2 separate regions of the Homo sapiens genome follow, and region 2 is linked to region 1. A link is an interaction called in ENCODE POLR2A ChIA-PET data of the cell type or tissue named here. Cell type or tissue: endothelial cell of umbilical vein. All regions are shown on one strand. Each heading gives the region's core, and the rest is flanking DNA. Links, peaks and the distances in the headings are about the cores only.

Evidence for each region. ChIA-PET counts read pairs that join two places held together with the same protein. Peaks named below come from ENCODE experiments on the same cell type or tissue, not always from the same donor. Only the 100,000 strongest peaks of a DNase experiment are listed, where the experiment ranks them.
Region 2: POLR2A ChIA-PET joins it to region 1 with 8 read pairs; 3 of 35 experiments call an interaction of 5 or more read pairs at or near these places.

The regions. Positions count from the first base shown.
Region 1 is chr17:47,259,852-47,266,211 of GRCh38, forward strand. All of the region lies in intron 1 of ITGB3 (integrin subunit beta 3), which reads left to right. Among named protein-coding and RNA genes, the nearest start is that of ITGB3, 9.2 kb to the left of the region's middle. In endothelial cell of umbilical vein, for the core only: no CTCF peak of the experiment used is centred there; a DNase peak (open chromatin) is centred at 2,930; H3K27ac peaks cover 1,003 bases.
Region 2 is chr17:47,623,178-47,627,177 of GRCh38, forward strand. NPEPPS (aminopeptidase puromycin sensitive) reads left to right here. Exons shown (of 23, transcript NM_006310.4): 23 at 1-99. It overlaps KPNB1-DT (KPNB1 divergent transcript), which reads right to left. Exons shown (of 4, transcript NR_171700.1): 3 at 3,370-3,450. Among named protein-coding and RNA genes, the nearest start is that of KPNB1-DT, 24 kb to the right of the region's middle. In endothelial cell of umbilical vein, for the core only: no CTCF peak of the experiment used is centred there; no DNase peak of the experiment used is centred there.

The sequences.
Region 1 (6,360 bases), core at 1,014-5,013:
TTGTGCCATTGCACTCCAGCCTGAGCAACAAGAGCAAAACTCTGTCTCAAAAAACAGAACAAAACAAAACAAATATTGTTATTTCTCAAATAGGTTCATCCACATAGGATCATTGTCAGTCGTTAAAATTGCTGGTTCCCTTCTAATTCTATTCCCCTATAATGTTCATATTAATCAGGTGGTGTGTTCTGTTTAGACATTTCCCCTCGCATTTATGTTTATTTGTGTGTGTGTGTGTATTCCTTTACTTAAACCCATGATATATAGTACTTCCTTTTATATAGAAAAAAGCTCAGTGTGGAAAGAACAACGTATCTGGAATTAAGAAACCTACATTCGATTCACAGTTCTGCAGGCTTTTTCATCAGCTTGCTGGGTGACTTTGAACAAGTGACTTTACCTTTAGGCATCAGTCTCTTGGTGTCCCAGGGGCTGCAAAGTGGGACAGAGAAGATGAAGGGAAATACTTCAATTTGCTCCTGCCCCTTCCCCACCACCTTCAACTGGAACTCCTTTAACTAATTAACAATTTGGAGTTCATGTAAGGATTTCTTTGGGAAAAAAAGAAGATCCTGCTGTTAAAATCAAGCTTGAAAAACTTTGCACTAGAAGAGAGCTCCAGAAGTTTGGCAAAAGACATATTCAGTAGCCACTTAAAAAGTCCCTGTAGTCAACCCTACATCTCTTTGCTAATGGAAATTTTGGATAGAGAAACCTGGGTCTGTGAGATCCACTGATGGCTCCAGACCCCAACTTTAGCCATCGCACGTGTTGAACTCCAGGTTGAGCCTTTGCTGGAGCCGCCTGCAAGGAGCATGTTTGACCAATCCCCAGTGGAGGGGAGGGTGGTGTTTCCTTTCTGGGACTTCCACAAGTTGAGAACAGACCATGCTGCCCTGGGCAGTTCTTGAAGGCTGTGAGAGTGGGCCTGACAAAGTTTATTCCTTTTTTTTTTTCCATTCTCTTTTATTATTATTATTGTTTGAAATTGACAAATAAAAATTATGTATATTTATGATGTACAACATGATGTCTTGAAATATGTGCGCATTGTGGAATGGTTAAATGAAGTTAAATAACATATGCATTACCTCACATACATACTTCTGATTTATTTGTGGTGAGAACACTTAAAAATCTCCTCCCAGCAATTTTCAGGTAGATGACATACGGTTATTAACTATAGTCACCATGTTGTACAGTGGATCTCTTGAACTTATTCCTCTTGTCTAACTGAAAATTTATATCCCTTGACCAGCATCTCCTCATGCAAACCATACCCCAAAGCTCATTTCTGTGTTCCTGCTGAGTTTGCCATTCCAAGAGGTTTTGATGCTGAAGGTGCAGTTTGTGGAAAGCCCAGCAGACTCTGGGGAGCCTACATTTAAATAAATGCAAATGTCGACAGGGAGGCAGAACAGAGGACATTTCAAATTAGCTTTAATTTTCTTTTAGCTTATAAAAGTAATTAAGCTTATTATTTAAAAAAAGGCAGCTCAGAAATATAATGCAGAAAGTACCAGTACCAGTTCCTTGTAGTCTTGTCCTTAAAGATAACCACTGTTGATAGTTACTGCAGAGTTTTTTTCTATGTATTTGTCAACATATATAATTATTTATCATTATTGTTATTTCTCAAATAGGATAATCAATAATAGGATCATTGTCTTTTTTTTTTTTTTTTTTGAGATGGAGTCTCACTCTGTCGCCCAGGCTGGAGTGCAGTTGTGTGATCCCAGCTCACTGCAACCTCCGCCTCCTGGGTTCAAGCAATTCTCCTGCCTCAGATTCCCGAGTAGCTGGGATCACAGGCATTTGCCACCACGCCCAGCTAATTTTTGTGTTTTTGATAGAGACAGGGTTTGGCCATGTTGGCCAGGCTGGTTTTGAACTCCTAACCACAGGTGATCCACCCGCCTCGGCCTCCCAAAGTGCTGGGATTACACGCATAAGCCACCGCACCTGGCCCATTGTCTCTTAATAATATACTCTAGGCATCTTTTTATGTCAGTTTATGGCTTTCCATTATTTATCCCAAGAGCTATAATTCTAGCCATAAGGCATACTCTTTGTTATATGGATATATCAGAATTTACTTAACCAATTCCCTGTTGGCAGACATTGGGATCATTCCCAATTATTTGCTACTACAAATAAAGCTGCAGGGGATATCCTTATTCATTTATTATGCACCTTTGTTCAAGTGTTTCTACAGACTTAATTTCTTGAATGAAAGTTGGTGGGTCGAAGGGCATGCGTATTTTAAATTTAAATTTTAGTAGGTGTTGTCAATTTGTCCTCCCAAACGGTTGAACCAGTTTGCTTTCCTACCAAGACAGGCTGGCAGTAAGGACTGGTGTTAGCACCGCGGCCTGCTGTCCACACCCATAACACATGAGCTGGGGGAGGAAGGCTGCAGAACTGGACAGCAGGATGCCAAGGAGGTCACCAATAGGGCACCCCTGGGCTGAGCCTCGGACAGCTTGGTACAGACCTGCTTCTTCTGTATACTGAATGAGGTGGGGTCGATGCTAATAAAAATTTCCAGAACTCTTGAGATGCAGCGTTTGAGTCAAATATCAGGCCATCAGGAAGAAATGGCCACTTGTGCCTTGTTTGAGGGTTCTCATGCCTTGGGTTGCTAGGCTTCCTAGGGTATGAGTCCCCCTGTTGATGTTTTCTGGCTGGAAGAGTGGATACTTCCAGGACTGGCAGCACCTTGAAGATCATCAAATTTGACACCTGTTTGTTTTACAAAAAAGCAAAAAGGGAGTTCCTGAGAAGTGAAGTGACTTGTCCAAGATCATACAACTGGCTCAGTGGCATTGGTTGGGTCTCTCCCTGGGGACTCTTGTCTCCTGCCCAGAGTGATTTCTTCACTATATCCTGTTAGAGACAAAGGGCCCTTTCACGTCTGACCCTGAGGTGGAGGCGAGGGGATGGGGATTCCTGGTGTAGGAAGTGACTAGAGTGAAAGTAAGGGGGAAGGAAATGAACATTTATTGAGCATCCACTATAGAGGGTTCTTTCATACGTGTTATGTCATTTAATCCTAACAACTCGGGAGCACTGGGGAAAGGAAGCAGCTGTTTGGAGTCTCCGGTGCTTGGCCGATGTGGCTGGTTAGACCCGTTAAATACTACAGAGCAGTTATCACTTCTCGACTATGAATGTGACATAGACTCAAAGAGGCACTGGGCCTTGGAGAGAGCACCAGAGAGATGAAGGGATGTACTTGAGGTCATACGGCCAGAGGAAGGGCAAAGATGGCTTTAGACGTGAGGTTTCCTGCTGCTTTGCATGCTTTTTCTGCCATATCCATCTGTTGTTTTACTGCTCCTGCCTTACCACATTTCTCAGGAGCTGGGTGTTAATTTTAGACCACAACCTTAGAGAAGACAGGACTCTGTCCCTGGAATGGGCTTTATGCAGTCTTCAGCACATGGCGACCTAATTAACCTCATTGGAGATGATAACCAGACATAATGTGGCTTCATTTACAAGGACAGGACCTGCCCTAGATCTTCCCATTAACATCATCTTGAAGTGTCAGCTCCACAGAGAGACCTTTCCTGACCACATGCTTTAAAGGAGACTCCTTCCCTCATTGCTTGCTATTCCCCGCCCCCCCCACCCCCACCCTTTCTTTTCCCTTTGAGGCAGAGTCTCACTCCATCACACAGGCTGGAGTGCAGTGGCACGATCTTGGCTCACTGCAAACTCCGCCTCCCATGTTCAAGCAATTCTCCTGCCTCAGCCTCCCAAGTAGCTGGGATTACAGGTGCGTGCCACCATGCCCAGCTAATTTTTCTAGTTTTAGTAAAGACTGGATTTCGCCATGTTGGCCAGGCTGGTCTTGAACTCCTGACCTCAGGTGATCTACCCGCCTTGGCCTCCCACAGTGCTCAGATTACAGTGTTAGCCACCATGCCCGGCCTATCCTGCTTTATTTTCTTACAGCATGAAGGGTCAATGAAAGGATATGGCCAGTGGTCAAGACATTTGAACTTTGTGTACAGGGAATCCCCTTGCTCAGACAAAAATCCTTCCTGTTTTTCCCTTGTGAACAAAAGTTCTCTGAAAAGGAATTGGGAGGAAAGACTTTATTCCAATGAACAGTTTGGAAACTGGGGAAACTCAGCTGTTGGTGTCAGAATTGGGGGTTTATAATGAAAGTTCCTGCCTAGGATCCTGATGAGGTCCACTTATGCAAATGAACAATTCCAACTTGCTTAGTTCTGTTTGGTTGAAACAACTGAGGCCTGATTGGTCAAGGCAGCAGAGCCCTGACTGGTTATTTTAGGTTAGCTCTGGAGGTCCCAAAGTTGAAGAGAGGTGTTGATTTTCAGGGAACTCAAAGTGGGTTGTGACCTCTAGTCAGCAAATGGCAGCTTTGCTCTGTTTAAAATTTAGGCCCACTTAGCCACTCCAGATCTATCTTGAAGGACTGGCTCTTTCAGGTTCACATTTGTTCACACCCTCATGCCCCATGAGCCATCCATCAGCAAGTCTTTAGATGGAACGTATCTAGAGTCTGACCACATCAGTGGCTCCGCTACTGTCCAAATCCACTGCCATCTGTTGCCTGGATTATTTTAGTACATTTCTAATTGAATAATAAGTCTCTTTCCTTTTTGCTTCCCTTCTTTCTGTCTTGCACTCAGCAGCCAGGATGATCTTTTTTTGCTCACCTCTGCTCAGATTCCTCCAGTGGCTTCCCACTATGTGGAGAAAAAAGCCACACTCTCTACCATGGCCTATAGCTTCCTAGTGTTCTGGTCCCTAACTGCTCCTCTAACCTCCTCTGTGCTTTTCTCTTCCTCCTTTCTCTCCACCTGCTATTTCTTTAACAGGCTGATGTCCATCCAGATCTTGCCTTGGGTTCTTTCTGGAATGTCTGTGCCTTGGATCGTCCCAGGATTCACTCTTTAACATCATTTTGAAATGTCAGCTCCACAGAGAGACCTTTTCTGATCACATGCTCTAAAGAGAGTCCTTCCCCTTATTGCTTGTTATTCCTTTATCCTGCTTTATTTTCTTACAGCATTTGCCACTGTTTGAAATTGTGCATTTTTGTTGTGTATTTTTTGTTACCATCTTCCTCACTAAAATGTAAGCTTCACAAGAGCAGGGGCTTTGTTTAGTTTATCAGTGTGTCTCCAGTGCCTAGGAGAGTGCCTGGCACAGGTAGATGCTCAATGAATATTTGTCGAGTAAATGAATGAATGAATCAATGAATGCTGACACCATTGATATATATAGGTAGAAAAATGTACAGCTAAAGTAACCATTTTTCAAACCTTATCCATACGTGGATTAAATGCAACAAAAATTTCATTTCATGCTGGCTTTTTTTCAATCATGCAAAGTATTTCACGGCAGTGTTCTTCAAAATCATGCCATATACATGATGGAGATGCAAATCCATTTTGTATTAGTTTCTTAGGGCTGTTGTAACAAAGCACCACAAACTGGGTGGCATAAAACAACAGAAATTTATTCTTGTTGGAAGCTAGAAATCTGAAATTAAGGTGTCAGCAGGCCCATGGTCCCTCTGAGACTCTGGGTAGAATCCTTCCTCCTTCCTATCTTCTGGTGTTGGCTGGCAATCCTTGGTGTTCCTTAGTTTCTGGCTGTATCACTCCAATCTCTGCCTCATGTGGCATTCTCTCTATATGTCTCTCTCTTCGTGTGGTGTTTTCCTCTTCTCATAAGGACATCAGTCATGTTGGATTAGGGCCTACCCTAACGACATCAATTGATCACATCTGCAAAGACCTGATTTCTCTGTAAGGTCATGGTCATGGGCACTGGGGTAAGGACTTCAACATATCTTTTTTGGGGACATAAGTCAACTTATAACACATTTTAATATTGGTGGAGGCAAGTTATACACAAATGTTTTCCAATGTTAAATACCGTACTTAACTGGCTCTGATATACTTAAAAACAGTTTTAAATCTCTAAAATCAGGACATATACTATATTCATAGTGTTAGATTTGATGAAATATGGTGCCTGGGTTCTCTACTGCTTTGGGTGATGCTTACTGGAGCTTTTTGCTCAGAGCACAGAGGTATGTGTTACCCTAAACTCCACCTCCCTGTCTCCTTCTCCTTCCTTGGGTTACTTAGCTGATGCTACATTTAAGGAAGGACCAAAATTAAAATAAACTTTCTTAGCAACTTGCTCTAGATAAACCACTTGTGCCTATGTAGGACAGTAAGCATGAGATTTTTTTTTTTCATGAGTCACATGGCCAGGTGACTACAATGAGGCATCATGTGAGTCACCCACTGTCCCCATGGACCTAATTGGGAAGTGAGCAGTCAAAGGTCAGTGGCAGGGCTGGGGACCCAG
Region 2 (4,000 bases), core at 1-4,000, 360 kb after region 1:
AGATTGTGAGACTGCTTCCTTGAAACATTTTTGTGCTATTGTTTTAAAAAAATAATTAAAAAACAGTTGGCGTTAATAAAAATGTCAATGTGAAACTGATGTCCTGATTCACTTTATTCTCTTTCTTTGATAAGAAACTAAAAACTTTCCTATCATTCAGTAGGCTTATGCAAAGTTATACTATCATAGGATTTTTCAAATTCAAAAAAAATCCAGTTCCTTAATTCCTAATTTATAGATCTTAACAGAAAAATCCTGAGATTCATTCTAAATCAGTTCTACATTCTCAAAACTCTCTCAGAGACTCTTATAGTCAGCATTCAGGAATGAACTTGAGACTTCCTCAGTCCCTAGTTTTGAGGCACCCTAGTTCAGGCACCATGCTCAGGGCTGCCCTTAGGCTCTCAAATGTTCTTAAGGCACCAGTGAAGCAGGGGCACCAAAAAGACTGAGAAAAATGCAGGTTTAATTGAAGAACTCAGAATTTTGCAATCAGAAATTCTGGAAACAGGTTATTTTACTTTCAGCATACATGTGATTTTTGTCTGTAATAATAGTTAAGTAGTTTGAATTACGTTCAGGGAGAGGTTATACTAGATGTCTTCCATTTGCCTTTCAGAACCCCTCTTCATCCCACTCTGGACCCCAGCGGGTGCTGACCCACATGGACTGCAGCATGAATGGCTCCCTTGCCCTCTGACTTCAGCTTCTGTTTATCCAATTATTAATATCCAAAGAAGATGAGAAGATATAAGGAAGAGATGGTCAGAGTACTCTGGCTTTCTCATTGCCAGGTCACATGGGTTGTCTGTGTCCCTTTAGCAAAGACCACAGCTCTTACCAAGCAGCCCCCTCTAGCTTCTGGCTCCTTCTCTTTGCTCCTTCACATCTAGGAATAGAAAGAAAGGAGAACTCGAGAGCTGGGTGCGGTGGCTCACGCTTGTAATCCCAGCACTTTGGGAGGCCGAGACGGGTAGATCACCTGAGGTCAAGAATTCAAGACCAGCCTGGCCAACATGGTGAAACCCCGTCTCTACTAAAAATACAAAAATTAGCTGGGCATGGTGGCGCATGCCTGTAATCCCAGCTACTCGGGAGGCTGAGGCAGGAGAATTGCCAGAACCCAGGAGGCAGAGGTTGCAGTGAGCCAAGACCGTGCCACTGCACTCCAGCCTGGGCAACAAGAGTGAAACTCCGTCTCCAAAAAAAAAAAAGAAGACTCAAGCTGGGTGCGGTCACTCACACCTGTAATCCCAGCACTTTGGGAGGCTGAGGTAGACAGATCACCTGAGGTCAGGAGTTTCAGACCAGCCTGGTCAACATGATGAAACCCCTGTTTCTACTAAAAATACAAAAATTGGCCAAGCATGGTGATGCATGTCTGTAATACCAGCTACTTGAGAGGCTGAGGCACAAGAATTGCTTGAGCCTGGGAGGCAGAGGCTGCAGTGAGCTGAGATCGTGCCACTGCACTCCAGCCTGGGCAACAGAGCGAGACTGTCTCAAAAAAAAAAAAAAAAAAAAAAAAAAGGACTTAGTTACCAGCCCTGGATTACGCCATTATTCTTCATTGATTTTCCTGCACTCTGTCCATGTCTCTGTAAATAGTCCTTTATTAAACCTTCCTCAGTTTGTGTTCTTTCCTACCAATACCTTGAGTGATTTGGGCACAATAGCCCTGCTGCTTTGGGTCTCTAAAGGTTTTAATTCAGCCTTTTCTGTGTCAGATGTTTTGTTTTTCAAATAGCTCCCTATCATAAGTCATACACCCATTTTACAGATGAGAATGCAGACTCAGAAAAGTAAGGCAAATTAATACAGCAAAATAACTATCAACCAGTGATCAAGCCAGGTTTGCTAGTCTCCAAAGGCTGTGGTCTTTCAGGGAACTGCCATGTCTCCACAATTAAAAGATCATAGTTAGACTGGGCCAGGCAATAGCATTAAAGCTTAATTACTTTTTCCTAATATATTTTGGTTACAAATTTTAGTGGAAATCAGAAGGTTTGGAAGAAACAAGTATGTTAATGCCTCCTATGGAGAGTTTTACATTATTTTTCATTAATGAGATTCAGTAAAGCTTTTTGGAACAGTGGGCAGTGGTGGGGTGAATTCTCAACTTGCAATTTCTAAGGATAGGTTTTAGGGAGCAAGGAATAAATCTGTTGAGTACAACTTGGGGAGGATTAAGAGGAGTTCTATAGCTCTAAATAGATTCTTCAAATTCTATAACCCAAAAAGTTTCCAGAATTACCAGAAAGACATCATGGAGCCACATGTAAGTGCTAATGTTTTTTGTTTTTATTTTTTAGCAAGTTATTAAATAAAAGCAAGTGGGCCGGGCACAGTGGCTCATGCTTGTAATCCCAACACTTACCAAGGCAGGTGGATTACCTGAGGTCAGGAGATCAAGACCAGCCTGGCCAACATGGCGAAACCCCGTCTCTGCTAAAAATACAAAAATTAGTCGGTGTGGTGGTGCATGCCTATAATCCCAGCTACTCGGGAGTCTGAGGTGAGAGAATCTACTTGAACCCAGGAGGCAGAGGTTGCAGTGAGCTGAGATTGCACCACTGCACTCCAGCCTGGGTAACAGAGCAAGATTCCCTCTCAAAAAAAAACAATTAATTTTAAAATAAACAGGCCAGGCGCGGTGGCTCACGCCAGTATTCCCAGCACTTGGGAGGCCCAGGCGGGCAGTTCACCTGAGGTCGGGAGTTTGAGACTAGCCTGACCAACATGGAGAAACCCTGTCTCTACTAAAAAAAAAAAAAAAAAAAAAAAAATTAGCCGGGTGTGGTGGCGCATGCCTGTAATCCCAGCTACTTGGGAGGCTGAGGCAGGAGAATTGCTTGAACCCGGGAGGCGCAGGTCACAGTGAGCCGAGATCGCGCCATTGCACTCCAGCCTGGGCAACAAGAGCGAAACTCCATCTCAAAAATAAAATGCATAAATAAAAATCCAAGCTTTTGGTAATATGTTTATACTGCTGAATCTATACTTACAGCGTCACTCTTGACTGAAAAATATATTGCTTGATAGAACTGAATCTCTTCCTTTACTAGATACTAGTTTTAGGGTTTCAGAGTTGGTTTTCTCTAAATAAGAGTATTTGTGACAATGCAAAATACCCACCCAAGAAGGACCGTGCCTTCTTGTACCAACCCTGGTGCAAGCAAAATGATTGAGGTGTTTGGTTTCAAATGCAAGAATAAGAGCCTTGATGTTAACAAAACATTGAGCCGAACAACTGCCTTCCCTAGGAAACCAAATCAGAGGACTGGTTGTTCTACCAGTTTGATGGCCAGTGTTGTGATAGGTGACAGTGTCAGGTGAAGGAAAGTCAAGTGAGTTGTTACTGCCACTTACAAAGACCTGTGATTGCTCCTGTGATTCCACTGCAAGTATATGGCAGCTGTAGCTTTCACTACTGGGCTTCTGTTTCCAACACTGGGGAGGAATTGGCAGAGAATGAACATAGTTTACTGTCATGATCTGTGCTTTCTCAGGGAGGTTGTAGCAGCTAACAGCAGATATACTATACATCAATTAAGATGACTACCAGGAAGAAAAAAATAATCCTTGCCGTGGTTTGGCTGACAGTACCAATATGGTCCTCTGAGACATCCCCTACCCCTACTCTAACCACCTTTAACCTTCATCACCAATTTGACAAATTTTACAGGTGTATTACGTTACACTGCAATTCTGGGCAACTCTTAATAGGGCACTGATTACCTTGCATTATTTGTACTCATCTGGACATTCTCTTCCTTAATGTTTATTAGCCTGTACTTTTAAAGTTAAGCAGGGGGCCAGGCACCGTGGCTCACGCCTGTAATCCCAGCACTTTGGGAGGCTGAGGCAGGCGGATCACTTGAGCCCAGGAGTTTGAGACCAGCCTGGACAACATAGTGAAACCCCATCTCTACAAAAAATACAAACATTAGCTGGGTGTGGTGGTATGCTCCCGTAGTCCCAGCTACCTGGGAGGCTGAGG